Linked DNA regions of Homo sapiens: region 2 is linked to region 1. Evidence: chromatin contacts called from ENCODE Hi-C or POLR2A ChIA-PET data. All regions are on one chromosome and are shown on one strand. The core of a region is the stretch at or near the end of the contact, and the rest is flanking DNA. Distances in the headings are between cores, read along the strand shown. Region 1 holds the start of LINC01690 (long intergenic non-protein coding RNA 1690). Region 2 overlaps IFNAR2-IL10RB (IFNAR2-IL10RB readthrough).

Region 1 (3,415 bases), core at 626-3,125:
TACAGAGTTGAAATGTGTTGTTTCAAGGGTATGAAAGATGTCAGAAGAAGCTGAGCAGAGAACTGTGTTTATTTATTAGAATCTATCCAATTACTACTTGATTTTCAAATGATGGAATGCATTTTGATCAAAATAAAAGTAGTATTTTAAAGTGTTCATGATATTTGTTAAGATTTTAGAAATGTATGGCAAAACATTTTAATATATCCTGAGTGATGCGTACATTTATTGTATATGCTTTAGAGACACAATATAAATGACTTTGAGTATTAAAACTCTTAATTTGATCCAGGCTTTTGGGGGCATGGTACAAAATTCAGTGCATTTTCCTGAAAGACAAGATGTGGTCTGATTGGGTTGGCTCGTGGGTCGTGGCTGAGGGATGGCTGGTGTCCTCTGTGTCCTCAGGACTGCATGGCCTTGGACAATTGTCAGAAAGCTTTTCAGGACTTTAAGTTTTTATTTTCCTAATGACCTTTTCAGATTCCTGCATTGTTTTCACTGGGGCTATGTAAAAGGCTGTCCAGCCAGGTCTTTCCCCACGGATCTCCTTTAAGAGGCGGAACAATTCTATAACAAAAATATTTTACACCACAAATTAAGTAAGTGGCTTGGGGAGTCTCTGAGTCCCAGTTAATATTGGGATAAAAGAATACCATTTGGATTTCCTCAGCTTAGATCAGAAAATAGAGGGAAGGTGGGAGGAACCCCTCCCCTCCCACCGCCACCAGAGAAGGAAAAGAACAGGATGATTTAGGGTCATTGTTGTCTCTCTCTCCTCCCATTCCTTCTTCTGGTGAAATAAGAGGCTTAGATGAGCTGGCATCTAGGTTGTCTTGCAGCCTAAGGATTCTATGCCCACTGGTAGGACAGTTGGCTGGTCTGGGTGGTTCCTGACTCGCATCTCAGCCTTTGGACACATGGAAATCCACTCTCTGAAGTACCAGAAGACAGGAGGCTGCTAGAAAACAGCCTGTCTTTTCCGAAACAGGCCAGATAATAATGCATCTTGTAGAGCCGTAGGAAAAACATCTTATGTCCTGGCAGTGCTTTCAGTGCCTCTAAACTCACCCTGCACTCTCTGCATTTCCTCATGTACAAATACATGTCAGAAAAGTTCTTTTAGAAACATTACTCTTAGGCAATCTCCTTTCCTCACTCTGCACACACCTAACAGACAATATTAACAAGTGCTGCTGAAGACACTCCATGCTATAAAATTCAGTTATGATAATAATAGCAAGGCTGGGCACAGTGGCTCAAACCTGTAATCCCAACACTTTGGGAGGCTGAGGTGGGAGGAATGCTTGAGCCCAGGAGTTTGAGACCAGCTTGGGCAACATAGTGAGACCTTGTCTCTACCAAAAAATAAAAAATTAGCTGGGTATGCTGGTGCATGCCTGTGGTCCCAGCTACTCCAGAAGCTGAGGTGGGAGGATCACTTGAGCCAAGGAGTTCGAAGCTGCAGTGAGCCATTATTGCACCACCGCACTCCAGCCTGGGTGACAGAGTGAGACTCTGTCTCACTTAAGAGTGTGCCCACCTTTATCCTAAGTGATGTGAGCTAAGCTGCTCCATGCCCCAGTCTTTCTGGGATAAACTCAGATTTCACTTTAAAAAAGAGACAGAATGGCTTTTTGGTGAGTAACGCACCAATTTGCTGAGGAACTCACCTCTATTACAGACTTTTGTATCCGAACAGTGAGATTTCCATAAAGATAAAAGACTGGCTTTTCTTTTTCCACCCCCACAATGCCACAGGAAAGGAGCTCTTAAAGCCTAATGTGAAATTATCCAGGGAATCACCTTTCCTGCAGGAAGGAAGACTGAACACTCAACCTTGTTTCTAGCTGTTTCCTGCCTGGTAGAAATTTACTGCAGTAGAATGACTTTGGTGGAACTTAACACTGCCTGAGTATTTTACACCAAACACCTGTTACATCACAAATGCCTTCTACTCAACACCACCCGTGTCACATGCTCCTTACAAAGGCGGTGCCTGATGAGGGATTTGCTGAAGGGCCAATGACAAGAAGTCCTCACTGCCTTGCCTTTCTCTCTCTGTCTGACCATTCTGCCTCTTGTATGGGAGCGAGCGCAGGAATAAGAAGGAGAAATCAAGTTCCATTAGTTAACAACTCTGATAAAAGAGCAAGGAATAAAGGATAATAATGACACATGACTTGCTAGTGTTCTGTGGCTTTAAATTACCCAGGTCTCTCCTGGTTTCAGAGGCAAGTGAGTCAGAGCTGCCTGTGTGGTTGGACAGGTTGTTCACTGCACAAGGGCCCTGGACCAAGGCGGTGAGCAGGGACGCAAATCCAGCCTGCACCTTGCTTACCAAGACTGGTGCCCTGCACAGAGCTGAGTCCTCTTAGTTCACACAAAGCCATTATATAGGCTAGCAATGGCTGGCCCCCATTAAACCCTAGTTCACAATTCAGCTTTATGGATTAGCATTTGGGGTAGGAAATGCTAAAACTTAAAGAAAGAAAAGAAAAACTGTACAAAGGTATGTACAAAATCTGTACAAAAGAAAAACTGTACAAATGGGGAGGAGGGACTTTCGCTGAAGTCACCAGATGAAGTTGAGATTTGACGTGATGGAGTTTTTATTGGTTGCAACCAGTTTGATGGTTCACTTCAATAAGGGCACATCGAATAGAGCTCAGAAATCTTAACACTGGAGTGGGCTATCTTCCAAATGTTTTCTGAGTGGAGTGGCAGAGTTTGTTTTGTCCTCCTGGAACTCATTTTCCAAGAAAATTTTCAAAGTCTGAGGGGACTTGTCATCCAAGTGGATTTTTCCCCATCACCTTTTTCCTGCCATTCAAACATCGCTCCCCACCAATTGTGGGCATGGCAAGCTGTTCCTTCCACGGGGTTAATGGCCCATGGTGATGTTCTGGAGATGGCAGTTTGTAATATAAAGAGGCTGAATTGTTTGTTTAACAGTGAAGTGACAAATTATTTAATTAGCACATATGCCATTTGTCTCCGCAGCTGTGATCATCGGTACTAATTGCAAAGCAGTCTTAATTTATTGTAGATATATTGCTCCATGATGCTAATGTGATCATTACAAGCGGCCATTATGCCCCTGGCCCATGTTTGAAAATGAAAGCAATTCCGCCACATGGGGAAAACCACACTTCTAGTCCCGGCCAATATATGCAGCCACGACTGTCTTCCAGTGAAGGGAATATTCAAAAGAGCAGTGCTCCTTTGACATCTTCTCTTTAGGGCTTGGACCCGGTTGGTGCAGAACACCACCTCCTTTTAAAGCCGGTGCCTGATCCCACCTCCCCACCTGGAGGATAAATGACAGCACAGACCCTGGCTCTGGCTGCCAATGCGATTTGTCCTGGTCACTTGCCTGCTACTCACAAAGGGAAACCTTTTCTTTCTCTCTGCC
Region 2 (3,415 bases), core at 364-2,863, 310 kb before region 1:
GAGGCCAGGAGTTCAAGACCAGCTCGGCCAACATGGTGAAACCCCATCTCTGCTAGAAGTACAAAAATCAGTTGGGCACGGTGGCATGTGCTTGTAGTCCCAGCTACTCAGGAGGCTGAGGCAGGAGAATCGCTTGAACCCAGGAGGTGGAGGCTGCAGTGAGCAGAGGTCGTACCACTGCACTCCAGCCTTGGTGACAGAGTGAGACCCTGTCTCAAAGAAAAAAAAAAAAAAAGGCTGGGCGCGGTGGCTCACGCCTGTAATCCCAGCACTTTGGGAAGCCAAGGCGGGTGGATCACGAGGTCAGGAGATCAAGACCATCCTGGGTAACACGGTGAAACAGTGTCTCTACTAAAAAAAATTAGCCGGGCGTGGTGGCGGGCGCCTGTAGTCCCAGCTACTCGGGAGGCTGAGGCAGGAGAATGGCGTGAACCCGGGAGGCGGAGGTTGCAGTGAGATGAGATCGCGCTACTGCACTCCAGCCTGGGCAACAGAGCGAGACTCCGTCTCAAAAAAAAAAAAAAGAAAAACAAACAAACAAACCCAAAAGCACAGCACAGAACAAGAAAAACTACAGGGAGACAGACAGACAGAGAAGAAATTTAATTTTCCACAGTAAAATCTCCGTGGCTATTCAGACTGAGTAGAGACAGCACAGAAAGCAAATGATAAAGCCAATCAGTACTAGAAAATGCACATCAGGAAAAAAATTAATTATAGAGTATGCCCTCCTTCAATCCTTGGGACAGCTGACAGTACTGGACTATGGACTGTAAATTAGATACAAGTATTTTATGAATGTAAAAGTTCCTGAGCTTCTCACTGTACTATGTGATGTAAGAGATTATCCTTGTTCTTGTGAAATACACAGTGAAATATTACAGCACAAAGGGCATGAGAGAGAGAGAGGAAGGGAGAGAATGTGACCAACATTAAAAATTGGTGAACCTGGGCCGGGCGTGGTGGCTCACGCCTGTAATCCCAGCACTTCGGGAAGCCGAGGTGGGTGGATCATGAGGTCAGGAGATAGTGACCATCCTGGCTAACACGGTGAAACCCCGTCTCTACTAAAAATACAAAAAATTAGCTGGGCATGGTGGTGGGAGCCTGTACTCCCATCTACTCGGGAGGCTGAGGCAGGAGAATGGCGTGAACCCGAGAGGCAGAGGTTGCAGTGAGCCGAGATCGCGCCACTGCACTCCAGCCTGGGTGACAGAGCGAGACTCCGTCTCATAAAAAAAAAAAAAAAAAAAAAAATTGGTGAATCTGATTGTAGGCTATTTGGAAATTCTTTGTATTCTACTTAAAATTTTGAAATGTTCTGTTAGTCTGGAATTATTTTGAACTAAAAGTTAAAAAACAAAAGCCAGCAATGCACAGACGAGGACTATCTTATTCACCTTTCTACTTCTTCTCTGATGTAGCAGGCCTTGGGGATTTTTGTGAAATGACAGCTGGATCTGGGAAGAAATTTCCTCCTGCCTCACTGAAGGACTTGTCTATCTTCGTATGTTTCTGAGTCACACAGAAAGCAGGTGTGTTGGCTTGTCAGCCTTGGGCCTCCTGCTGCTGTTTGCGCCTGGCCTAAAGGTGTGTCACCTGCAGTCCAGCATGTGGCGTATGGTGGCAGGCTGCCAAGGGAGTGCTGGCACTGACTTCCTTCACCAGGCGTAGGGAAACACTGACAGGCAGGAGAGGTAGAGGGCGTTCAGATCACCACTGAGATGACCGTCTAGGGTGACACTCACTCTTCCTTCACAGCCCCTGCTGTTGTCCGAGAATGGGGTTTTTAACAGTCAGTAGCTGTCTTACTTTTAATTTCAGGATGGAACCACGGAGAAACTGAGCACTCATTATGCAAATTATGTGCATCGCGCATGGCACTGGGGCATGATGTTATAATCCATTGGAGGGGAACAGGTGATATATGGTAGCAAGGGGCTTCCTGACCGCTTTGCATATCTCAGTTTCTTGGGTAGCATCCACTCAACATTGCTGACTTCCAGCAATACTACTCATACCTAGAGATGACAGCAGTGGTATTTTTCTTTTAAAATATATCAACTGTGACAAACAAGCTGGGATGGGCACAGCATGAGGTTACCACTATGGCTGATTATATCTACATACGCATGATAAAATGTCTGTATCTGCCAGCAGCCCTGTGATTAACAGTCAAATCGTCAACCATCACAACTAGAAAACCTAAAAGAGAAAAGGTGGCCACGAGAATTTCCCAGACAGCAAAAGGCTGGCAGGGAGGCTCCCTGAGGGTTGTCACAGTCACACGGTGACCGTAGTCAGACTCCCTTCCTCCTGTGGCCCAACCCAGTGACCAGCCCAGGGCTGGCTCCTCCGGTGCGTTCCTGCCAATAGTGAGGCCAGACCCACCTTAGGTACTGAGCTGTGAAAGTCAGGTTCCCTTTGGCAAAAGCAGGTGACTCCCACTGTAGAATGTTCTTGAAATTAACAGAATTCATTCTGACATTTTCGGGAGGTGGTACCATTCCCAATGCTATGAAAATAAGACAAAAACATTTACAACTTTTCTCCTCAAAACAGATGCCCATGAAAAAGCCCACATCCAGCACTTGGTTCTCCTCTATGGCTCCATGTCTTCAAAGGCCACGTGGGTGAGGGAGGGAGAGACAGGTTGGCTGTGCTGAGGAGTCTAGATTTTCTTTGAACAGCCGTGAGGAGAAATTTCTGGAGGGGCAGGAGTAAAATGGGGACAGACAAAGGAGCCTTGGATTTGTCTGGTGGCAGAAAGCTATGAGGGGGTAGGGTGGGCACATGGATTTCAGATATATTTCCAGACGTAAAAACAAACTGGAGACTTCCTGATACATTTGATGCATAAAAGCTGAGGTCAATGTCCATTTTGGGCTTAAGCAGCTGGTGCCCCGATTGGAGCTCAGCTGGGGAACTCACGAGTCCCATTTGAGCTGCATTAGGTTGGAGATGCTGGAGAGAGGCTGAAGTAGGAATGTCAGGGAGACAGCCAGATGAATGAGCCCAGAGGTCACACCAAGAAGAGATGTGGGCTAGAGACAGAAATTATTTTCAAACCTTTTAATAGAAAATTCGAAACCTGGCCAGGCATGGTGGCTCGCGCCTGTAATCCCAGCTCTTTGGGAGGCTGAGGAAGGTGAATCACCTGAGGTCAGGAGTTCGAGACCAGCCTGGCCAACATGGCGAAACCCCATCTCCAATAAAAATACAAAAATTAGCCAGGCGTAGTGGCACACACCTGTAATTCCAGCTACTCGGGAGGCTGAGGGAGGAAAATCGCTTGAACCCGGGAGGCGGAGGTGGCAGTGAGGCAAGATCAAGCCACTGCACTCCAGCCTGGGCCACAGCAACAGAGCAAAACCCTGTCTCAAAAAAAAACAAAAAAACAAAAAAACAAACAAAC

What was found. Hi-C counts contacts between places; a loop is a spot of excess contacts on that map. ChIA-PET counts read pairs that join two places held with the same protein, here RNA polymerase II (POLR2A).
Region 2: a map of Caco-2 shows a loop between it and region 1 (5-fold over the local background). The contact joins the enhancer-like site here to the promoter of LINC01690 in region 1. A Hi-C loop is called at or near these places in 1 of 168 maps with a recorded cell type or tissue (Caco-2). POLR2A ChIA-PET finds 5 or more read pairs at or near these places in 1 of 52 experiments (naive thymus-derived CD4-positive, alpha-beta T cell).

What each region holds. Positions count from the first base shown.
Region 1 is chr21:32,957,348-32,960,762 of GRCh38, reverse strand. LINC01690 (long intergenic non-protein coding RNA 1690) reads right to left here and starts at 1,875. Exons shown (of 2, transcript NR_135522.1): 1 at 1,674-1,875; 2 at 197-570.
Region 2 is chr21:33,267,494-33,270,908 of GRCh38, reverse strand. IFNAR2-IL10RB (IFNAR2-IL10RB readthrough) reads right to left here. Exons shown (of 13, transcript NM_001414505.1): 8 at 2,392-2,515. IL10RB (interleukin 10 receptor subunit beta) reads right to left here. Exons shown (of 7, transcript NM_000628.5): 2 at 2,392-2,515. Among named protein-coding and RNA genes, the nearest start is that of IL10RB, 2.8 kb to the right of the region's middle. RefSeq lists enhancers at 1,967-2,016, 2,027-2,176. Within about 2 kb of position 1,613, at least 13 of the 41 ENCODE cell types and tissues checked have a DNase peak (open chromatin) inside an H3K27ac peak, as active enhancers do.